Linked DNA regions of Mus musculus: regions 1 and 3 are each linked to region 2. A link is a loop called in an ENCODE intact Hi-C map of the cell type or tissue named here. Cell type or tissue: left cerebral cortex. All regions are shown on one strand.

Region 1 (8,000 bases), 84 kb before region 2:
TTATCTCAGCTTGAGTGCATGAAGTCAGGTCTGTGGAACTCAGTGAGGGACAGAGAATGGCAGGAGCCAGGCTTGGGCAACCCACAGGCAGTTAGCAGCTGTGCTGAGGCCCTTAAGAAAATAGCAAACCCTCGGCCAGGCGGTAGTGGCGCACGCCTTTAATCCCAGCACTTGGGAGGCAGAGGCAGGCGGATTTCTGAGTTCAAGACTAGCCTGGTCTACAAATTGAGTTCCAGGACAGCCAGGGCTATACAGAGAAACCCTGTCTTGAAAAACCAAAAAAAAAAAGAAAAAGAAAATAGCAAACCCTCATCATGGTATTGACGCTATTACTCCTAGACTTAGGATAAACTCTGCAGAGCTGGAGAGTTCTGTATTGATCCTGGCCAATTCTAGCTCTGGTTCTTGACCAGTTGATCTTACTAAATGTAAGATGTGTCAGAGATCTCTGTCCTGTGGGCTCACGGAATCCTTACAGAACTTCCTCTGCTGCTGCAGGCCCTTTGGCTCCAGTGGTGCACAACTTTGTGTGCTCTTTGTATTCTTGTTCACTCTGACTTGCTCTCCTGTCTTCCTGGACTTCTAGAGTAGTCATGCTGGTCAATTTTTATTCACTATATGCCTGTCTCTCTTCTTCAAGGGCAGTAGTCTCTGTAACACCTGCTTACCCAGCTTCCTTCCTGTCTCAGGTGTCAGAGAGGTGGCATGATTGTGGATCCCCTGAGATCCGGCTTCCCAAGAGTACTTATTGACCCATCCTCAGGCCTCCCAAACCGGCTTCCTCCTGGTGCTGTGCCCCCAGGAGCTCGCTTTGACCCCTTTGGACCCATTGGGACCAGCCCATCTGGGTAGGTATTCACTCAGGTATGCTGAGAGGTGGGACCTGATGGCAGCTCCGCTTAGCTTAGTCCAGCACTGCAGCCGAGGTATCTGACTCCAGGCACAGCTGCCATGCTGCCTCCCTGGAGGCCTAGGGGGTCTCTCCTCACCTTCTTCCCTTGGTGTCTTAGTTGGAGTTATCATTGCTGTGATGAAACACCATGAACAAAAAGGATCTTGGGAGAGAGTTTATTTGACTCCATATCACGGGTTCATCGTTAAAAGAAGTCAGGACAGGAACTCGAAGAGAGCAAGAACTTGGAGACAGGAGCTGGTGCAGAGGCCATGGAGGAGTGCTGCTTGCTAGCTTGTTCTCCCTGGCCTGCTCAGCCTGCTTTCTTACAGAACCCACCAGCCCATGGGTGGCCCCAGTCACAGTGGGCTGGGCTCTCCCCCATCAATTAAGGAAATGTTCTACAGGCTTGCCTGTAGTCTGATCTTGTGGAGGCATGTTCTCTCAATCAAAGTTCCCCCTCTCAGATGACTATAATTTGTATCAACTTTATGTAAAACTGTCCAGCACGCTATTGACCCTGCAAGGACAACACAGGAGAAGAAATGCTTATGTCAATAGTTCTTTTATAGATGAGAAGGGCAAGGCCAGGAGACTGGGTGTTTAAGCCATGGTAAAATTTAGTTCCAGGCCATCTGGCCCTAGAGTTCATGATCTTAAACTCCATGTCACTCTGTGGGCCTCCTCCATACGGGGCATGTTTCTTGCGTACTCAGCCTCATTCTCCAATTCATTAGACCCTCTTTACATTGCAGACCTAACCCTGACCATCTTCCCCCACCGGGCTACGATGACATGTACCTGTGAAGGCCTCAAGAATGTAACAGCTCAGCCTCCCTTTTACTCTCCAGGAGCTGCCACCACTGGCCCCATCAGCGTCAGTATTCTTGTGGGCTTGGGGCAGAGGATTCTGCCCATGTGTTTGCAGGCCTGCTGGGGTTGCATCCCCAGCCCTTGTCAGAGCCGAGGTGCCTGCTGCAGCACCCCACCAAGCTGCATATAGGTCCCACGGAGAAATTAGTGTGTCTCAATCACCAGCTCCTCCCCACTTGCAAGGAAGACTCCGGCAACATCAGCCCTCCACCCGATGCAGTCGCGGTCACAGCGCTATAAGAACAGAACGCATTTTGGATGTTATTATTAAGAACCAAATGTCAATACAGAATACATGTTGCCAGTCTTCCACGCTCCTTTTTGTTAATGCACAAACTCTTAAGAGTGTGATACTGCATAGGACTACGGGATTCCTACAGGGCATTCTTCTCAAGCACCCTCGAGTCACAAGTTACTCTTGCTCCTGACATCACTAAGATGAGCCCCACCCAGGCTTTCTGGGTGGAAGTGTGATTGGAATCCATGAGCCACAAGGATGATTTCACCAAAGCAGGCACACTAGAAAAACTGCCATCTCCTCCCAAGGGCATGCTCAACCAGTTGCTCTGAGCAGCCTGTTGACTCTCCCTGGGCTGCAGTGGCCTGTAAGTAGAGGAATAAACAGAACAGACCTGTAGGCTAGTTTCATAGTGACCCTAAAGAAGTCCTTTCTCTTAGGAGCCTAGTAACGACCTGTGAAATCAGAGGTGCCTTCACTGGAGCTCTGTAGTGAGCTGTGTGGATGGGAATAGCCCTAGGTACTAGAGAAGAGAAAACGAAGGTACGCTGTGTCTATTACCTGCTCTTCATGTCCTCCTGGGACTGACAAGAGCATAGGAACATGGGTCCAGCCAGGAGGAAGGGGAGCCTTTGTCTTTGGAAGCCTGTGTCCAAGCTCTCCCAATCTGTAGAATTATCTAGATATTTGAAGCCCCAGCTGACAGGCACTGGCAGTGCTCTACCCCTGTGCCATAAAGCTGGAAGAGCACAATGGCGTACTGTTCCAGGAGACACCAAATCAAGTACCAAGCGCTTCGTTCCATGGCCGGCAGCCCAACCATGTGTGGCTCCAGGATAGATGGGGAGATAGACTGGACTGACAGGACCAGGGCCAGTCTCAGGGAGGCTGGGCTTGGGGCTCAATCCAGCATGAGCAGGCTCCCTAGCTGTTGAAGGATCCCATGGGTCAGGCACTGACCACCTTGAAGGTGTAGGCCATTCTGTGCTCTGAGGCCACAGACCATGCAGAGACAAGGACAAGACGTCCATTGTGCATCAACTTCATCCTTGAGGGCTGGCAGGTGGATGTTTGGGTTCTGTTGGTAACTGGGTACCTGCAAAAGAGCTTAGGACACTTTGCTCATTAAAGCATCCCTTTTTTATGCAAGGAAGCATTAAAGGAACAGTGGCTAGAATTCTCCAGATAGGTTTGGGAATGTAGATAACTTGGACCCTGATTTAAAGGAAAAGGTAAAAGTTGAAACATTCTTCCATTGGGCTTTTTAGTAGCAAAGATAAAAAATATAATCATACATTAGTTCTGTTTTCTACAGACAAACTGCAGTGTTTCTGGAGAAAGGACTGGTTTGGTTTGGTTCCTATAAGTCTTATATAGTATCTCTAAGAAACCCAGTATCATAGATGTGGGAAGCCTTGAATGGTGCCTCCAGGAACTTGTCAAGCAGCTGGAACTTGTCTCAGTCTCTGTCACTTAACCTCCTCCCAGCTGTGTACGGCCAACAGCAAGAGGGAATGTTTCAGTGTATGTCCCATAGATCCTCCAGACTGGAGCCTTTGCAGTAAATAAATAGCACTTTATAACCTGTTTTTTTTAATAGCTTTATTAAGAGAATTTACATAACCATGAAATTCACTATTTTAAAGTACACAACTCAGTGGGTTGGGAGATATTCACAGTGCTGTGCATCCAACCCCAGATTCCTCCAAAAGAAATATCTTCACTGGCAATCACTCCCATTTTCCCTCCCCTGGGCAGGCAACCCTCCAGTCTGTTTGCCTATTTTGGATAGTTTTCATAAGTGACATCACTCAGTGTGTGGTCTGTGTGTCCAGCATTTCCCACTCTCTGTCCTCACTGTTCATGTGATTGTAGCATCGACATTCCCCATGGCTGTACAATCATAGCATGGCTATGTCATATTTGTTAATTTATAAGTTCATGGATGCTTGGATTGTTTCTCCTTGCTTGTTATATTGAATGCTGTTAACATTCATGTACAAAGTGGGTTTTGTTATTTTGCGTGGGCAGTTTTTAAGTCATTGAATGTATCTGGAATGGATTTTCAGGGTCCCATAATAACACGTTAAATTTTTTGAGGAACTGCCAGTGTTTCCCAAAACAGCCACGCTATTTTCATACCAGAGGTAGTGCTCCAGTTTCTCTGTATCCTCACCAATCCTTGCTTGTACCCAAACTAGTGATGTCAAGTCATATCTTGTTTGTATTGTCCCATTTGCTTTTGTTTTTTAATGGAAAAATTTGACCAAGACCATGCAGAGCAGAGTCCACAGTAGCTTGCCCTGTTGGCTTTGATAACAGCCACGGGGCAGTGGCTATGACCCCATGGAGTTGGGGTTGACTTCTGGGCTGGCTGTGATATAAGAAGGTCTTTTCTCTGGGGGAAATTCCTGAGACCTTCGGACATCTAATAAGATTCACAGTATCATTTTCACTTGGTTTGAAATCTCATAGCTCATCTAGTGGCTTACAAATAGAATCAAGGTCTACTTCTAAATCATTGTCTTTTGGTGCTAAATAAGACCACTCATACTATTTCTAGGCTACACCGGCCCACATCCCACCTTCTCTTCTTGGCTTGCTGTCTTTTCTATTCTTAGAGCTGGCTGAGTTTTGCATTGCGTTTCTCTCCTCAGTCATGAGCTTCAAGCCAACCTCCAATCTAAACCACGAGTCTCCTAAGACCTCAACTCCAGGAATGTACCAAGTATTAAATGGAGCTACATTCCTGTTAGAGTTCTTACCTGTTGACACACAGCTGGAAAACAGGTAACACATCTGTCCAACCTCCCTCCAGAACCCAGCTTCCTCATGACTTTCGTCTTGTCATTGGTGACATTTTATCATTGATCCATAGCTGTCTTCTTTGCAGGAGGAAAACAAATCCATGGATCACTTCATGTTCTCTGTCACCTGATTTTGTACATATACTTCGGTGCAGTTCCAATAGAGACAGGTTCCACCACCAATGACAATCCCAGGCATAGCCCCACTTTTGCTTGTCAGTAATACTTGTTTGCTTGCTGACCACTGTTCAAAACTAGAACAGATGCTCAGAGGCAGGCATCCTAGCCACCAGATCTAGGCCTTGTTTGCCCTTGGGATGCCACACCCTAAATCACTTCTCTGGACTTGACCAGGAATCTGAGAACAGGTCAAAAGGCAAGCATGGCAGAGAGTGAGGGTATAAGCAGTAGACTGGCAAGGCTCTGGTAACTGTCCAGGTCCGAGGATGCATCAGGAAGTCTAAGTATCTCACTTGTTCTTGTGGAAGCGGAAGGCCCATCCTCTGCTCCCAACAAAGGACCCTGGCTAACCACATGCACGTGTCATTCCAAATAAGCTACATAAAGCAAGTGCTAGGAAAGTCACAGTGTAATGGTTCAGAGCAACTGAGGAGGAGGGGCCAGTCTGGAAGTTCCGGGCAGTAAATACTCATTTAACTTAGCCAGAGAGCTCATCACCATGGTCTGAGAAGTAGGAACTGTACAGTAGCAGCTGTCCAAGTCTGCATCGGAAAGTGTATGCCTTTCCCTGTCACCTTGTGCCCAATTCAGCTCACATTCAGGTTCCTAGTTCAAAGCTAAATGGACTGACTTCACCTGGTTGTGAGAACCTATCACCTCAGACTCTAGCAACAAGAGGTCCTGGGAAGCCCTCGTGCACTTTTCCTATCTCTGCCATTGGGAAGGTTCAGTGGAACAGATCTGCTGAGCCTCCTATGATCATATAATAACAACAATGTAGAAGGGTACCACACCCTTGCTTGCCATGGCCTCACCATCTCCTAAGACTCCTCAGGAGTTTGTATACAGTACATCCCGAGCCCCAATCCACAGTTCTAAGCAAAGACCTTCAAGGTCTTGTTTGCAAAGTCCCGTTGTAATTCACAGATCACAAGGTTGGAGAATGGTGAAGTCATTCTATTCAGTACCACCACTACCAAAGTCTTGCTGGAAATGAATACTCTCAGGGGCCACCCCAGACTTACCACTTTATTTTTATGTGTATGGGTGTTTTGCCTGTGTGTATGTATTTGTATTAGATGCATGCCTGGTACATACAGAGGCCAGAAAGGGCATTAGAGTCCCTGGAATTGGAGCTACTGATAATTGTGAGCTGTGTTGGGCATTGAATCCAGGTCCTCTGGAAGAACAGTAGCTGCTCTGAGTATTGAACCTTATCTCCAGCCCCAGTGAACTTGCCTTTTGACAAGTTTCCCACCTTCCATGTGCACACGGAATTTGAGATGTTCAAGTGTAGAAGCCCTTTACCTTCACCTGCATATCAGGAACAAAGAACTGAGTCAGTCAGCCTTAGTTGATGGCATGCATGATTAATGAATTCATATTTTCATTTTTTCCCTGGTTGTACCCCTAATATATACTCCATCCCCTTAGCCTTATGGATCATTCAAGCATATTTATTTCATAAATATCTCTAAACATTTGGGTGCCCTTGTGAGGTAACATCATCCTCAGTTCATTAGTCATTCTGCCCCACTTCGGAGAGGAAGGTCTGACAGAAAGCAAGCGTGGAAATGGCTCCAGCACATTACTGGTACAGCTTTCCTCCTCTGTGAAGTGGTGTCACCCCTGCCTGTGTGGCTACTGGAGAGTCTCACTAAATGTGTCTTATCAAAGGTAGTGGGAGCTCAGTGGGTGTCAGCAGCCGCCGTGGAAGTCATATTGGTAAGAATGGAGCTTAAAGACAAAGGAGAGTGACTCTGGGCCAAACCAGTGAAGGAGACAAGAGTTTATCTGGTTCCCACTGTGTGCACAGCTTCTTATGCCAGACGGTACTTACTACAACCTGAGGTGAAGATTAGGAGCATTAGTCCTGGACATATCCCTGAGGGATGGCTGAACTAAATCTGCCCAGCTCTAGAGCTTTTCAGTAGAGCTGTACCCAAACTTCACATGAGCATGGTCACCAGACAAAATCCATCCCAGAATCTGGAAAAAAGTCAGGACCTGTCTGAGAAAGAAATTCTACCTAATTCCAAGTATGGGCAGAGACTGAAACAGACTGTTTTCTGGGTGTTCCTCGTGTTCCTGAGCGCTAGCAGAACCCAGATTAGAGGGGGGCATCTGAACACCTGCCACAACCTCCACTCTGCAGGAGACAGGCCCAGTAAGCTCCTTTGAGGGTGAGCTAAGGGGTTCTTCTGGGTCTCATGGCTGGATTTGGGATCTGCTATGCTTTGCCACATAGCCCCAGCTGCTGCTCACCTTGGTCCTCTGGGGTTGGCAGTATAGATGCTACTCTGAAGTAAACGGATGAAAAAGCTAGTCCACATCATGCATGAGAAAGATTTCCTCAGCATCACAGAAACTCTGTCTTCACACCCAAGGCTTCCCTGCTCAGTGTGGACCAAAACAGTCCCGGGGTCCTTAGTCACAAGAACAGGCCAGTTCTTCCTCCTAGCTAGCCTGTATGGAAGCACCATTGTCGATTCAGCACCCTGGTCAGCACCCACCCTCTGTGGTGCTGGGGAGACCTCTAACTTCCTAAGCTACACTGTCTTCCAAGCCAGGATAACCCAGTTCTGGAGGTAGGCAGGCATCTCAGAGTGGAGAAAGGACCTGGCCCTCTCCATGATCCCTGACATCACCATCTCCTCAAGCCAGTGCTTTTCATCTTGGAAATTCTCCAGATAATAATAGACCTGAACTTTAGAAGACAGTCAGTATTCCTTGGGCTTTCATTTCTTGAATGCTAAAGAAAGCTCTAGAACTGGATATAGCAGCTATTCAAACCTGGTGAATGGATGAACAAGGGTTCTTGGGTGGAAACCATGGGGTTCATGTAGTCCCTGGCCTGCAGTCAGGAACTGCCCACGTTCTTGAAGGCACTCATCTCTGTGAGTGATTTAGTAAGTCCCAGAGAAGGGAATTGTGCATCTCTGACCCCAGCAAACGACATCTCATTGACTGTTCCCTTGACTTCACCACAGCGCTCACCTTGCCACATCCT
Region 2 (8,000 bases):
GAGTTCTTTACCCCATTGCCCCTCCCCATCACCTCTGAAACGGTGACCCATCCCCAGACACCCCCCTTCTCTGGGGCATCAAGTATTACAGGATTAGGTGTATTGTCTCCCACTGGGGCCAGACAAGGCAGGCAGTCCTCTGCTACATATGTGCCTGGGGCCTTGGATCAGCCCCAAGCAAGGCTTTCAATGATGCTCTTAGCTTCCCTTTCTTTCAGAATGTCCTTGTTTTACTTTCACTCTTGAGAAATGTTACAATCTGGTTGACAACTCTTTTACCCATTTATTAAGTTTGTTCTGCTTTCTTTTACCCTCTATTGTTTATGACGAGAAATCCCAATTATGCAAAACATTCCTATAGAATTAATATATCTTTTCCTCTTCCCTTTTAAGATTGTTTTCTTGGTTTGGTGCTTATTAGTGCAGAAAAGTATTGCATATATCATGGTCATTATTAAGGATTCATCAGAAAGCTACAGCTGAGAGCTGTGTTGCTCTATTCTGCCCTGCTGCCAGCTTCCCACACATGTACCTGGAGCTAAGGGTGGGACCATCAAGGGGCAAAAGCCAGCAGGTGTTCGCCTCCTTCAGGACCACACCTACTCCGATGGAGTAACTCCTCTTCCACCTGCCATTTCCTGCTGTTCCAACAGCCACTGCAGCGTTGCCTGAGAACGGAACTGTGAGAAAATGGAGAAGGATCTGAAAAGAAAAATGATTCCCCCACACATACTGAGCATCAGATGCCTCCTCTCCTGGATCTCGAGGCAGAGCGGAAAGGGTTGTTTGGAAGATTTCTCGTGCTGGTTCCCAGTTTCAGAGTTTGCTGGCTGAAGCCCAGGCTGGAAGAGATCCAAGGGGAAAAAAACCAAAAAGCTAAGTTCTGCCATCCCAGTGACTTAAACCTTGACGGCCTTCTTTAGTTAGCCCTGTTTATGGTTTCCCTTAAGAATGCTCACATAGCTCCCACGTGTATGTATTTTGTTCAAATTTTCTTGCTGCATTCAGTGAGAGCAAGGTGCTTGCCCAGAACTGGAATAAAAACTGGTTTTGAAACTGAAAAAAAAAAAATCTAAATGTAATGTTTCCTAATTAGTGCAAAATAAAATTACTGATTTCTTTGGAATAATTTTATCTTGTTTTATGTTTGTGACCCTCATTTGTTGCAATTTCCCTTATTCCTAAACACTGATTCTCTTCTCAATCACCTGCTTTCTGAGGCTCAGGAGAATTCTTTACTGACTGACACCATTCCAGATGGGAGTAGTGTGGGTGGAAGAGCTCTCTTGCTTTGGGGACATTGTTAGTGGAGACTTCTGGGAAATGTAGTCTTTTAAATAACCAGGGGAAAAAAAAAACCAGGAAGACGATATGGAGATAGATCACAGTCTTAGAAATTCTCTCCCCATAAACATGCAGTGATTACATGGTATTGTTTAAGTAAGAAGACGTTACTTGTTTAATTAAGGCAGATAAAGCATGCCATCACTAGTTCTCTGGTGTAGTATTAGGGGGTTTTTGTTGTTATTGTTTGTCCTGTCTTTTTTTTTTTTTTAATCTCCCATGACCTTTTCAATTCCAGTGTACTGTTCTTGCTACCACTGCTCTTTTTATATTTCTGCATAGTGTATATAATATAATGATGGCCTTTAGGCAAGAGAATTAAATTTAACTGGAGATTTAATAGAGAGAAGGTGTAACAAATGCCCCCCCCCATAGCCATTTACTACTTTAAAAAATAGAAAAGAAAGAAAGAAACCCTGGTAGATTTAATAAAAATGCACTATAGAAAAAGATTTGACTTATAAGAAATAGAAAAAATTAAAATAATGCTTTTTTGGGTAGGTATTATGAATATTTACAAAGCTACTTTTGAAATAGCAGGCCAATAGTGCAGAGACTTAATGTAAATTAATGAAGTTGCTTTGCTAATTCTGTTGGAAAACTCAGCATGGGTAGAGAGTAGAGGCACCAAGTTCAGTCCAGGCCAGCATTTATTGATCATCTTCCATGTGCTAGCTTCAGTCCTAGGCACTAAAGATATAGCAAGAGGAAAATGTTCTTTCCCTCACAATGTGTACATTCTAAGGGAGGTGATGTAGATTATCACAGGTAGTAACTAACTGTCTTTTTTCAGTTACAGATAATTAAAACAGCAAAACTCAGACATAAATGCATGAGGGAGGGCATTGCTGGGGAGGTGGCTCAGCCACTCCAGTGCCTTCCAGTGAGCATGGGAATCTAAACAGCCAGGTAAAGAAGCCAGGCAGGGCCACACTAGTGTAGTGAATCAGGGAGTGAGCTCCAGCCAGGCTCATTGAGAGACCTTGTCTCAAAAACGAAAGTGGTGAGTGGTTTTAAAAAGGACCTCTGGTGTACATACATATACCCACCCATCCACACAACCTCTGGTGTGCACACACACCCACACACATACAAGCTCCGGGGTACACACCTACACCCACACAAACACACGTTTATGTGTACATACAGCAAGAACAAGCGACTGAAGGAAGAGGAGGTCGGTGCGCTCTGTAGGTTGACTGGAAAAGGTCTATTACTTTTCTCAGGACCTTGACCAAATCTCTGACAGAAGGAAACTTTAAAAGGGAAGGACTATTTTGGCTGTAGTTTGAGGGAAATATAGTTTATCATGTCAGAGGAGACATGGCAGAAAGCTTATGGTCGCGTTGTGTCCTCAGTCAGGAAGCAAAGCGATGAATGTTCCTACGCAATGAGTTTTCTCTTTTCACCCTATCCAGTCCGGGCCCTAGCTCACGTCCAAAGTGGGCCTTTCTTCTTTCCTTAGGGAAATCTCTTTGCAAACACCCTCACAGACATATTCAAACATATGTTTCCGAGTCGACTGTAAATTCAGTCAAGTTGACAATGGCAGATGACCTCCCTGAGATAGCAGTGTCTGAGCAGAGACTTTGAGGAGTCCAAGGAGCAAACTGGACGTCTCGGTTGTTCCAAACCCATGAACTAGCAAATAAAAGCTGGGGGTAGAGGCCCAGCAAGGAAGAATTTAAGAGCAAAAGAGCAAAATGAGTGGCGGGCAAAGTCATGTGAGAGGACACCAGCGAGTTGAGCTAGAATAAGAGCAAGACAGCAAGGTGAAAACTTCCCAGAAGGTAGTGAGCAAAGGCCCAGCTGACCAGAAAGGGCTGCTTCAAGAAGGGAGCCCCTTCCTACTGCACCCAGTGGGGCAGGCAAGAAACCAGGCCAGCAAGTTAACTTATGGCGGCCAGAAATGGGAGCGCTAGAAATCCAGCTTCCTGGACTTTGTGGTCCCTTGAGCCCTTTGATGTCAGGTAAAAGGCAGGAGACAAACCCACAATAAGGATTAATTCGCTTTTTATTGCCCAACTTTCCAGCTTACTGTTTTAATACTGCAAAGGATAACATTTCTTAAATACCTTCGGGATTTTAAGATTTTTTTTTTTTTTTTAAGGCAAGAGCTGTTCGCATTAAATAACTCCTGACATTCACAAATTGGTTTAGGGGGTCAAAAATGTTTCTAAAGGCGTCCAGATAATACTACTACTTAATGTGTGCCAAGGGGTGAGATACTGAGGCCCAGAAGCTGAAGGGATAGATACCCTTTGAAGTCCTTCCCATCCCCCACCTCTGAGCAACAGCTAGTTGGAGGTAATAAAGGACCCCATGCATGCTTGTTGATGTCTTGGCTCCAGGGCTCTCAGAGCGAAACCAACTATCTCTTTAAGAAGGAAAGTGAAGACGGGAGGCTTACGCAGCTGCCGGCGAGCTGCCGACTGGCTCATCCCCCTCCATCCACCTCTCCTTCCCCGCCCTCCACCTCTCCCTCCCCGCAGCCCCAGCCCCAGCAAGCACCCGCTAGCCACCTTCAGCTGGGGCTCGGGAGAGCAATCCGGCTGCCCTCCTGGGGGCAGCCCAAACCATGGAAGCCTTCGCAGGTGATGACAAGGACCCCGGGGACCTCCGGGCCCACCGCCCAGCCTCACCCGCCGCACCCAGGAGTGCAACTGCGGGGGTGCGGGGCGCCGGCCAAGCACAGGAGCTGCCCTAGCCCGCGGCGGGCAGCGTGTCCTCCGAGCTTGCGGGCTGCGGCCACCGGCGCTCACCCGCCTCTGTCTCTCTCTTCCCCACCGCCGCAGGTTGCTGATCACCGCCAGGCGGCTGCTGCAGCGACTGCAGAGGCGCTGCGCCAAGCGGCGCGGGAGTCGTGCGAGCCGGCCGGACTGCGGAGGGCGAGTGGACCCAGGTGAGGAGGCCACGGCGGAGCGGGAGGGGGCCTCCGTGGCTCCGCGGCCGCCAGGGTCAGTTTGAGACCGCTTGCGGTGGCGCGATCCCGCAGAGGTACCAGGCGAGGAGGGGATTAACGTGACTCATCCCTAGCCTCCCTCCATTCCCCCACATCCTCGTAAGCACCCCTCTCCCTAGCGTGAAATTTACTAATTAATTAGAGGATGCTGTTTTCAGTAGGGAAGACGCCCAAGGTCTTTGACATCTAGTAGATGGGTTTTAGGGAACTAACCCCTCGCCCTTCTTGTTTGTTTTTCTCTTCTGGCATTCTGCAAACATGTGAGCTTCTCTTTGGAACCGCACAGCACACCCACCACAAGGTCAAGTGCCTGTGACTGCCTTCCTATCTTGCCCACTGATAAACATCAGAGCCTTACAGTAGATCTGGCAGAATTTCCCATGATCCCTAGAGTGAGAAATTTGCCTCAGTCTCCCTGGAGCTTCCAGGGTATCTGTTGTTTTCTCTTTCCACTCCCTAGCAGGGAGCCAGACGGCTTGCAACACCTGCCAGCCTCTAAACTCCCCACATTCCCTTGCTTCAACGCTGCAGGGGTGGCGAGGCTGGTCACATGCTGCTTGTTGCCTTGGCCTTCTCTGCCCACCTGGGGGTACTTGGGTGGGCTGGAGGAGTTTCCCAGAAAATGCTGGTCTCTGCAAGTCAAGGGGTGTAAGGAAGTGAGATAGGCTGAGGTTCTGGGCCTTAACTTGCTGGTTGGCTCCAAGTAGCCATCTTACTATTTTCTGGGGTGTGGGTGTCTGTTTGCTTGTCTGTTCAGTGCAGAGGCTGGGCTAGATGATCCGTACAATTTTAATATATCACTTGAGTGTGGCTTCAATAACTCTGGAGACTTGTCCATTAAAACCATTTAAGGTTCGGACCTTGAAATAATTGAGGTCCCCTTGGCCATTCTCTTTTGACTCTGGACTTCCTGAGTGGAATGTTGACCTTCTGGGTCTCACAACACTGGAAGCATCAGAGGATTCTATGGTAATATCCCTGCCCTGACAAGTTACTTACCTTCCCTCATTTGTGAACCTGGGAGATGGTACCGGCCTCAGAGTTCTAAGGGTGAGATGAGATTCATATGAAAGCTCTTGAGATAACGGCTTGACACACACAGTAGGTTTTCAAGGATTCAGAATTTGAAGGCAAATTAGGAGAGAGAGGAGTTCATGTTTGCCCCACCAGACTCTTCCAGAGCAACCAGAAGATGAGAACATTTCCGTCGCAAGAGCTAAGACAGTTCTAGCAAATGACAGTTGCCTGCAGTCATGTATAATCCAGCCATGAGCTTGGAAGACCCTGTCATCCATAGGTGGCATCCCATGGGAACAGAAGCACATGAGTCTTGAGTGCTGGCAGAGAGCAGGAGCCAGGATCACAGATCTCAATCTTTGCCTTCCCTGCACAATCTCTTCTGAGACCGAAGCAAGAGAGTCAAGTTCTGGGGCCCACATTTCCTATTCTCTGTTTCCTTCCTTCTTGTCATTTTCAGCCGACTGACCAGCCATCCTGTCTAGCTCTAGTTTATTCCAGCAACATAAAGGAGGCTCCCAACAGCGTGGGGTGGAGTTTTTGCCGCAGCACCAGTTAGGTCAAAAGAGTGGGATGCCCCCTCCCATCCCTTCTGTCCTAAATCCCTGCTGGACTGTGAGCTCCCTCTGGCAGAGGCCCAGTCTTTGCTTCTCTGTCTCCAGCCTCTGGCCCATGACAAGGCATAAAGTAGGTGCTTAATAAGTGTTGAGTTAAATACATTTGAGAAAATGATACCTCCAAACAAGCTATGTTGGGAAAACAAAAAACAAAAAACAAAAAACAAAAAACCTGTGGTGAGTTGGCTTTCAAAGGTCAGATGGTGCACCGGTGTGGGTTGCCATTATATGGAGATTAATAATATTCAGATTAGTATATATTGAGATTACTAGTAATTATTCATGCAATATACTCGTGATTAGAGAGAATTGGGAAGAGTGATTCCAACCATCACTGTGTGAGGGAGGGAAGCTGCACAGGAGAGCTAACCAGGCTAATACAGAAAGCAGTAGAAGGTTAGAAGACCAAGGTCCCAGACTCCGTCCAAGTGCCACCTCACTGTGTGACCTTGGACTTGATTTTTTTTAGCAATTGTTCATCTCCATCTGTATACTGAGAAGAGTGGACTAGACGATCCCTGAGCTCCTGGTTCTGAAATTCCATTAAGAGGACTTTAAAAAAAAAAGGATGACTATCTATTATTCCTAATATCAGTTATGGAATGCCAGAGCGCTGTAGGGGATCCTTATTGTCTCTGCTAGAAAGGGAAGAAACAGGAGCTTGGAGAGATACAGGACATGCCTAGGGATGCCCAGGAAGAAGTGGTGGTCTATGTGGCTCGGAAGCCTTGTCTCTTTCACATATCCTGCCACCTCCCACCTACCCCCTGCTATAGCATGTGTGTGGCATGCGTGTGTGGCATGCGTGTGTGTGTGTGCCCTTGCACACAGGCATGGAGTTCAGAGCCAGGAAAGCTGTGAAGGATCGATCATGAGGGCAGATCAGGCATCTCCCCAGGATGACTGCTGCAAAGGACGTGCTGGGCTGAACTGAGAGGAGTGTGTGAGTCAGGGCTGCAGAGCATTTGCCGTGAGCTCTGTGTAGCTGACGGATGGAGGGTTCCCCTTTCTCAAGGAGAACGGCTGGGTCTGAGTGACAGCCATGACAAATGTGCCTTCTAGGTGCTCCCTGTGCAATAGCCCAACATGGTTTCAATTATTTACTGCTCAGACCATCCTAATGTGTAGGCTCCATACATCATTTTACCCGTTTTGCAGTGAGGATGCCAGGCAGAGAGGCTGAGAGTGTTGCCCAGCACTGGACAACTAAAATAATATAGAACCTGGCAAGTATGGAGCTGAGGACACATCGGCTTGGGAGTCAAGGAACTGTTTTTAGTTTGAGCCCTCCCTTAGACTGGGTCACCTTGGGTAAGCCAGTCTCCCTCTGAGAGACAGTGTCCCCACCGCTCAAACAGACTGAATGTGCTGTTTGGCTCTGAGTCTAAATGTGACCCTATTCCAGCACAGGGTAGAGGGATTCTCGGTCCTTTTGAACAGGGCTCAGTGTTTGTTATCATTCATTAGCTAGGCTCTGGGCCAAGTGCATGGTTATGGGAAAGAGCTAGAGCCAATCCTGCGTTTCAGGAAGCCCAGTATGCAGGTATGAAAAGATGTCTAGGAGGGATACTGATAAACATTATAATCTGGGGGCAGAGAAAGAGAAGGAGAATCAAGAAGACCTAGAAAACTGATGTCATTAGCATCTTTAAATCCTATGTTAAGTTAATGATAGTAAGATTCTTTCTGGTCTCAGCAGTGTTAGAGGCCTGTGCGTTCTCTTCCCCAGCAGCTAGAAGGTAGCAAGAGTCTGAAGGACCACCTACAATCACTCTGTAACCATGTTCAGTTGAATTATACAGTTGTCCCAAGTGGATCAGACTCTTTCCTGTCCTTAGAGGCTTCTAGAAGCAGGATCTGCTAAGTTTGGTTTTGTTTTTGTGAGATAGGGTCTCAAGCTGGCCTCGAGCTCAGAACCATCTTGCTTCTCCCTCCTACATTCTGGGATTATAGGTGCATGCCACCACACTTGGAAGAAGTGTGACTTTTCTGTTGTTACAGTCTGTCATGTGTACCTGGAAGACACTCTATGTAGTGTCTGTGACTATCGGAAGACTCAA
Region 3 (8,000 bases), 71 kb before region 2:
AACAACCTCATTCTCTACTAGGACCTGGCCTCCGTCCCCAGTGAGCTGCCTCATACGCAGGTTGATGGAGCCATAGGTCTTTCTGGATCCCCTGCCGGGGACAAAGGTCTGTCTGCGGTACAGCTCTCCCTTGCACAGAGAGACCATGAGCAGCACAGAGAGGAGCATGCCACCCACTGTGAGCAGCCCGAGGCCCGCAATGATGCATTTGTCCAGATGTGAGCCCAAGCGGGCGTAGTACATCTCCAGGCGTTCCATCTCCCTTGCTGTCACTGTGTCAGGGTTGACCCGGGCCTCTCGGGGGATGGCGTATGCTGTCACCACCAGGAGGATTCCGCTCACCAAGAAAACCAGAGCAGAAACAAAGCCATAGTCCACCGGGCGGCTCACAGGTTCCAGGCCTGGTCCCTCCTCTGAATGCAAAGAAAGATCATCCCGCTGGGACCGGGACAGTGAGGGGACACCTCCAGGGGGACTGGGGGCGTTACCCAGTCTGGCATCCCCAGGGTTCTGGAAATGAGTCTCCTGCTCCTCAGAGAAGAAGCAGGCATTCTCCACACCCATCCTGGGTGGCGCCACGGGGCCCTGCGAGGCCGCTCTCCTTGGAACCTGGGGACCATTGCTCAATGTCTTCAGTTCCAGACCAGGGGGAGATGCCATTGGAAAGAATGACCCCAGCTCATCCCTTGGCCCCTTGGCAGCTAGAAGAGAAAACAGAATGTCAGTTGAATTTGCCTGCAGGAGCCCATCTTCACGCTGTCCCTAGCACAGTTGTGGGGAGCTGTGGACAGTAGAGCAAGGGCCTGATCGCACGGTAACTGACGTACTTGTGCTTCCTTGGCCTCAGTTTCTCCACTGACCAAAACCCCCAGTGACAATAACAATGCCACTCTCTACCCCACAGTGCTAACAGAGAGGGTGAGGTAACCTCTGTGTAATCGTACCCAGTAAGTATAATGACGGGATACCGTTGTGATGATGGAGGAGTTTAGAATGGCCGTGGGGTCCGTATCACAGCCTCCTTGCTTGTGCTTAGGCAAATGACTGCGTTCCTCCACAGAAGCAGTGTTCTCATCTGTAGCATGGGAATCCTCTCTCACAAGGCTGTCGTAAGGAGCTCAGCAAGTGATGCCCATCAGGCTGTGGCCAGTTCGGCTAACAGGTGAGGTTGTGTGAACATGTGTCAGGCGAGGTGATGATGTAGGTGTGGCAGAGAAATGGTACAGGCACTAGTGGGTGGAAGCCTGGTGTGGGGGTGTTGGCACGAGTGGGAAACACTCTAGCAGCCACAGCATGGGGGTATTCTAGAGGGGGAAGGGGGACCTCAGAAACTAGCTGGTCCTGTTCACTGAGGTCTGTGAAAGCCAAGACAAGAAGCATTGGGCAGTCAAGTTGTTGGAGCCAGGAAGGCTGGGATTTGCGTGGATTTTAGAAGGTGGCAGGTCAGCTGCATGAAGGACAGGGTCCAGGGGTGGTGACCAGACAAGGAAGGTAGAGAATGGAAAGCCCTGACTGAGGTCAAAGTCAAATGCCTTTGTGTAAGCATGCAGAGGTTGGGAGATGGGGACAAAAAGGAGACACCACCACATACCTGGAGACATGCCACACAGACTCACTGCACATGCACACTTGTGTCAAAAGGCCACCAACCTACAGTCATCGGCCAGACTGAGTTCACTGGGGCTCTGCTTAGTTCATTTCCAAATCTATTCATTGAGTTTTGGTGAATCAGTTGCATACACACACACACACACACACACACACACACACACAAGTGTATATGTGTGTATATATGCAACTAATTCATCAAAACATATATGTATATGATGTGCCTATGTATATAAAGATGCCATATGCACCTTCCTGTAGGGAGCAAGTGAAGCCCTCAATGAATGTGTATTGCTGACATGGGCATGACCCCATATGGAGAACCCCAATGCCTCAGTCCCATGGGAGACAGTGTGTGCAGAAAACGTCCACTTGAGCTTTCTCCCTCCACTGCCTGTTGATGGCCTGATGACATCCCCTACAGAGAAGGCTCCTCCTACCAAGATTAGCTAAGCCTGCCTCCTTGTTCAGCTGTGTATACTATCCCTGCCTTCTTGTTTATCTGTAATAACCTGCCTTCTTTCTTAGCCATATTCAACAACCCCACCTCTCTGCATATAATAACTACGCTGATCTAGGAGAGCTGTGGATTCCCCACCAGCGAGCCCAGACCACCTGGATCTCAGCTTTTCTGCATGTCGGTGTCTGTCCTTTCTTTATTCCCGTGGTATGAAGGCCCAGGCAGGCTGATCCCCAGAGCCATGTATATGCAGCAGATACCCATTCCCAACTTCTCTTGCAAATCTGCCTGCCATGTTCCACCATCCCCGCATAGCACACACCTGGCACTGGTGATGGGGCTTTTTCCCTTATGTGGCTCTGAACTCTTCATAGGCACACCTTCTGACCCCACAGAAGCACAATACATACCCTGATGTCCTGAGGGTACATACATCACACAGCCCTGGCACACAAATGCACAGTCAGCAGAGACCCTAGGTGTGGCGTGGCTCTCCTGTTCTCATGTATCTGTACATGAAAGCTGCTTCTCTGTGTCCCTTGGTCACTCACTGTCCAGTGTTCTGTGGGCGCCTGTGTTTCTGTGCAAACACGAGCAAATAACTGAAGTGATGGTAGATGGATGAATGAATGAATGAATGAATGAAACTCCGAGAGCAGAGGTGGGAAGTCTCTCTGACCTTCCTATGTGGATCTCTTAACAAACACGTGGCCTTTCATCCTAGTTCAAAGGCTGCTACCGCTTACAACTCCGTGCTATCACTGTGTTCCTCCTCTGCCGTGTCCGTTTAATACACGCTGAGCACTGACTACTTGTTAGATTTTTTCGTTAACACCTCACTCAGGAATAGCTCAGCTCTATCCCCATTTTAGAAAACACAACCAAGATCTTATGGTATGTATGGGGACCAGGGACCAAGAGTTGAATATATGTACCCCAAGAATCTCTGTTCCCTACATACTTGCAAAACCCACACTCCACCTCCCTTCCCTGGCTCTTGGAACCCTCACTTGAGACAGCAGGCATGGGAATCCTGGTCTCTCCACATCTCCCTGGGTCCCTAGCCTTCTCTCAGTTCCCAGAGGATGGATAGAAAGGATGGACGGGAGTGCTAGTTGGCTTTTTACTTTTGGCATTCAAAGCTACTCAGAGCCTGAAAGTAGGTGCCACTTATGGCCCCCACCCATTAAGCCCTCAGTAAGTCTGAAGAACGTGGGGATAGTCCACAACACTTTTCCTAGATGGTGCATTAGTGCCTCCATATCCCAGAGGATATCTGGGGCACACAAATAAAAGAGAACAGGACTCTCTTTTACTCAAAACTTTTTCCTTGGGATGCCTGGGTGAAGGAGCAGACACAAGGAGGCTTCATCCCTTTAACTGCTTTGGAATGTCTGTTTCTCTCATAAGATGCTTAGTAAGTTACTAAAGGGCTTGCTTATCAATTATCCAGACATTAGCTCACATGCGCGCACTTGCACACAACACACACACACACACACACACACAGAGAGAGAGAGAGAGAGAGAGAGAGAGAGAGAGAGAGAGAGCTATGCTGGTGCTCATGGATCACACTCCAAGCCCGAAGCCACACCAGTTATTGTAATTGTATCTGCAGTCCTATAGTTCCTGAAAGGCAAGAGCCCCCCCACCCCCGCCCTGTTCCACACTCACTGTCCTCGGGACGCTTCCCACAGCAATGCCCACAGACCCGGGAACTAAGTGTGACTCACAGATTCTCGGGTCACTCTGGTGGTGGTACCCACAAGAGGGTAAAATCAGGAGAGGGAGAGGGCGGGATGAGAGAAGGAGGAAGAAAGGGAGAAAGGAATGGAGACTACCTCTAGCACTACTGAGATCTAAGCAGGATCCACCCAGACCTGCCCAAGTCCAGCACTCTCACCCATAGCGCACTCTGACACCCCGGAGCTGGACACACTGCCAGGCTGGGTGAGGCTTCGCAAACCCAATCGACAGACACACGCACTCGTAGTACACAAAGCCTCAGGCGCGCAGATGCATACACGCAGGTCCACGCGGTTATACCCAAAGTTCTGCGCGGAAAGCCCCAGCACCCCGGCCTCCCGCCTCCCCCGCGCCCGCCGGCCCGCAGTTCACACCCCCTGCTCCTGCCCTTGACCGCATACGCCACGGGCCAGAGCAGGCCAGACCCGGACGGTCAGCGCTCGCAGAGGGGCGGCCCTGGGAGGCTGGGGCTCGGCGGGGCCGGCGTGCTCCACGGAGCCCCGGTCGCGTGTCCTTCGGCGGGCCGCGAGGTCAGGCGAGCTGTCCTTCGCTGCCACTCCCCGCCTCGGGCCCTGCGCCGGCGGCTCGCGGTCGGCGTGCGGAGCCGTGTCGGGCCTCCCTAGTCTCCGCACGCGGGAGCACAGAGCTCCGGGCTGCCGAGGGTGTGCGCAGATCCCGGCCCGGCCGCTGCCTCGCCCTCCCCGGCTCCCGCCCCCTTCCCGGCCCGCCCGCAGCGGCTGCCCGGGCGCACGTACCTGCTCGCGCCGCGCCGGGCTGCACCGCGTCGGCCGCTGGGGGGCTCCGAGAAGGAAGGGATAAGGCAGGGCGGGAGCGGAGGATCCTGGAGCGTCGCCGATCGAGCTCCGCCCGCGGCGGGCGAGGGCGCCGGGAGAGTTAGCGTGGGGAGGGAGCCGGCTGCGGGTGCCCGGCCCCCACCGCCCCTAGAGCCACCTCTGTCTCGCCCGCGCACGCTGGCCGGGGAAACCCTAGGCAAGGAGCCCGCGGCGCTGGGTACAGGGGCGGGGCGAGGCGAGGAAGGGGCGGGGGAGAAGACCCCTCCCCCGCCTCTGGGGAGACCCTGCGGCACCCGGGGATGCTTTACCCACCCCAGGTAGGACCCAGGGTCCTCTTCAAGGTCTGTAGATCCGGAGTATCATCCTTGCGTGGGGCTCGATGGCTCACGGGCGCCACGTGAAGGCAGAAACGAAGCCTCTACCCACCTCTATTTCTGATGGGTGTCCTTCTGGGTCATTGTCCACGGCCACGCACACTCTTGAGCTCCAAAGCCACCTGCAAAGCTCCTTCTGCCGGGCAGCCTGTCTGGCTTCCTCAGGGACACACTGGGGTTCGTCCATCTAGGCACTCCTCTGACCTGTGGAGCCCGGTGCAGGTGCACAGGTTTCTGTTTTAAAGGGAACTTCTTCCTCTTGGGGGCCCCAGGCCAAGCCCAAAGAGAGGTCTGGTGAGTAAGGGAAGGTTATGGTTTCCGGGAAAACTTCGTGGCCGGCTTCAAGTAAGTCTTATCATCTTTCTGAACCTTATTGTCCACCTTTGTCCAAGGGAATCATGACTGCTGACCCTGAGTACTCTGCCAGTGTGAGCGGAGGCTACTCTGACATCCAGGAAGACAGCTAAGGTGAGAAAATCCCTGCCCTGGCTTCGTCGCTCTCTCACTGTCAAAGGCTCACTGGTCCTACTCCAAAGGCATCCAGTCCTCACCCACCAGGAGAACAAAGGTTGTCTTGGAAGCCTTGTGGGCCCCGTGCTGAGCCTCCAAAGCTGTCTCCCTCTATTCTTTGAGAGGCCTGAGCGATTTGCATCTCTACAGGGAAGCTGGCAATGGCACCAGATTCCTGTGCAGTGCCATCTCCACCCCTCGCAGGTGTATGACCTCGTACAAACTTCTCTCTTTAAGCTCCTTTTCCCATCTGTAAATGGACTCAAGAATTCCATGAGATCCCAGCCATTAGAGTGTCCACAGTTCCCTCCCTGCCCTGTATAGTCCTGCCTTGCAGCACATCCTCAGTGGTCACTCTCTTCCCTCACTTCCCTCAAGTCTTTGCTCACATGTCACCTTCTCAGAACCACCTGCCTGGGCCATCTTCTTAAAAAGAGTAGCGCTCTGGCACCCTGCTTGCCTTCACTCAGAACTTCTCACTAGGGCATTCATCAGCTCCTGATAGTGTATTTCTTTGCTCAGTATCATTTCTGCTTAAAAATAAGTAACACGCTGGGTAGCAGTGATGCAGGCCTTTAAATTCCAGCACTTGGGAGGCAGGTGAATTTCTGAGTTGGAGGCCAGCCTGGTCTACAGAGTGAGTTCCAGGACAGCCAGGGCTGCACAGAGAAACCCTGTCTGGAAAACCAAAATCAAAACTAAGAAAATCAAAGCAAAAAAGAGCCAAGTGTATAGTACAGACTTTGTTCCCCTCCCTGGTGTATCCCGAGACTTAAAAAGGGCCCTTGATATCTATTCTTTAAATAAAGAATTGAGAGGTGCACAGCTATTGCTCTTGTTGTATACTTGCAACTAAGCAGAGCCCGTCCCTGCCCTCAAGAAACTCCGGTGATATTCCAGAAGGAAAAGGGATGCACACAGGCAGTGCTGTAGCCACAGTGAGGGATAACAAGCAAAGGTACACTGTGCTGTGCGCGTCTCAGGCAGGGTGCTTGCTTGAGTCTTGGGGATGGGATAGCATTTTAGCAGAAGAGGGGACTGGGCCACAACGGGCACTTGTATAGATGGCAAGTATTTAAAGAGCAAGGAAGAGAGATCCAGCAGAGGACTAGCGTGGACAAAGGCCTTGGGGCAGAAGGGAGCACAGTGAGCGTGGGCATGGAGGGGGTATGGTCACAGTGGGAGACCAAGGTAGGAGCATGGCAGGACATGGGGCTGTGCCAGGTCTCTGCAAAGCCTTGAAGGCCAAGAAGGATGTTCTTCTCAGGACAGGGGGAACTCCAACGTGGAAGAGTCGGAGTAGAAAGTTAGCTAACCTTCTATCCCCTTTATCATGTGAATTTGACCTTTGGTTGTCCAGCTCAGGTTTTTTTGGTTTTACAAGACCAGAAATATATTCCAAGTGATTGAGCAACACTGTTTAGATAAATATGACCCCTGTAGAGAAAGCTAGAATGACCCACAGCAGCAGCGGGTGAGAATCGGAGATATCAATATGAACTCACGTTCAGCTTAATACAGATATGGGTGGTGATGTATAGAAATATTTACAGAGCAGCCCTACGTGCTTCTGGAGCCGTGAGTTACCATGCAGACGTGGCCAAGTCCAAGAACCACATCTATACAGCCAATCCTGATAATGGCACAGAAACGACATCAAGAAATCTCAGTCACAAAGATATGAATCTCTTAAGGGGTTTGACCCCAAGTTCCTGAGGAAACCGTGCTTTGCCAAGAAGCACAAGAAAGACCTACAGAAGGTGTAGGCAATGAATGCATGTGCAGAGGTCATCAAGGCCCTTGAGAAGCCTAAGGCAGTTAAGCCCAAGATGCCAAAGGGCCCCAGCCACAAACTCAGCCATCTGGCTTTCGTCACTGACTCCACCCCTAGGAGGCAGATTCTATTCTGCATGGCCAGGAGTTGCAGGCTATGCCAAGCAAAGTCCAAGCTCAAACCAAGGCTACAGCCATAGTTCTAGCTCAGGCCCAGGCTTCAGCTCCAGTTCAGGCTCTCAAAGGTGCCCAGGCCCCTGTGAAGGCCCCAGAGAAAAGGCTTCTATCTGCTAATGTGAAGGCAGATGGAACTGTGTGACACTCCTACACATTACTTTTTTTTTTTTTTGCAAATAATCTTGAGGCAAGATCTGTTTTAAAATGTTTACAGAAATGTACATATACATGGGTTTACACATATATGAATTTCTTTGCTTCATAGCAAAGAATGCACCTAAGTGCAGAGAGCTTGGCTTCTTGTGTGTGTGTGTGTGTGTGTGTGTGTGTGTGTGTGTGTTATGTATGTGTGTGTATATGTGTGTGTGTATGTGTGGTATGTATGTATGGTATGTGTGTGTGTGTGTGTGTGTATGTGTGTGTCCTACGGGGGTTTTTTTGCAAATAATCTTGTGTGTGTGTGTGTGTGTGTGTGTGTGTGTGTGTGTGTTTGTGTTATGTATGTGTGTGTATATGTGTGTGTGTATGTGTGGTATGTATGTATGGTATGTGTGTGTG

What was found. A loop is a pair of places that touch in the nucleus more often than their neighbours do. Peaks named below come from ENCODE experiments on the same cell type or tissue, not always from the same donor. Only the 100,000 strongest peaks of a DNase experiment are listed, where the experiment ranks them.
Region 1: it touches region 2 in a loop (2.5-fold over the local background); 2 of 42 quality-filtered maps call a loop at or near these places.
Region 3: a loop joins it to region 2, with 2.0 times the contacts of the local background. A loop is called at or near these places in 2 of 42 quality-filtered maps.

What each region holds. Positions count from the first base shown.
Region 1 is chr2:151,712,333-151,720,332 of GRCm38, reverse strand. It overlaps Psmf1 (proteasome (prosome, macropain) inhibitor subunit 1), which reads left to right. Exons shown (of 7, transcript NM_212446.2): 6 at 690-848; 7 at 1,648-4,271. The coding sequence ends at 1,699. It also overlaps a transcript of Tmem74b not described here. Among named protein-coding and RNA genes, the nearest start is that of Tmem74b, 14 kb to the right of the region's middle. In left cerebral cortex, no CTCF peak of the experiment used is centred here; DNase peaks (open chromatin) are centred at 3,826, 4,055, 4,616 and 6,664; H3K27ac peaks cover 1,601 bases.
Region 2 is chr2:151,628,394-151,636,393 of GRCm38, reverse strand. Snph (syntaphilin) reads left to right here and starts at 3,801. Exons shown (of 6, transcript NM_198214.3): 1 at 3,801-3,938; 2 at 4,140-4,246. It overlaps Gm46786 (a long non-coding RNA gene), which reads right to left and starts at 1,515. Exons shown (of 3, transcript XR_001783621.2): 1 at 1,209-1,515; 2 at 533-842. In left cerebral cortex, a CTCF peak has its summit at 4,155; DNase peaks (open chromatin) are centred at 4,754, 5,600, 6,904, 7,262 and 4 more places; H3K4me3 peaks cover 4,233 bases; H3K27ac peaks cover 5,698 bases.
Region 3 is chr2:151,699,015-151,707,014 of GRCm38, reverse strand. Tmem74b (transmembrane protein 74B) reads right to left here and starts at 5,007. Exons shown (of 2, transcript NM_001160363.1): 1 at 4,570-5,007; 2 at 1-701. The coding sequence starts at 660. In left cerebral cortex, a CTCF peak has its summit at 4,618; DNase peaks (open chromatin) are centred at 4,022, 4,653 and 5,004; H3K4me3 peaks cover 1,535 bases; H3K27ac peaks cover 1,145 bases.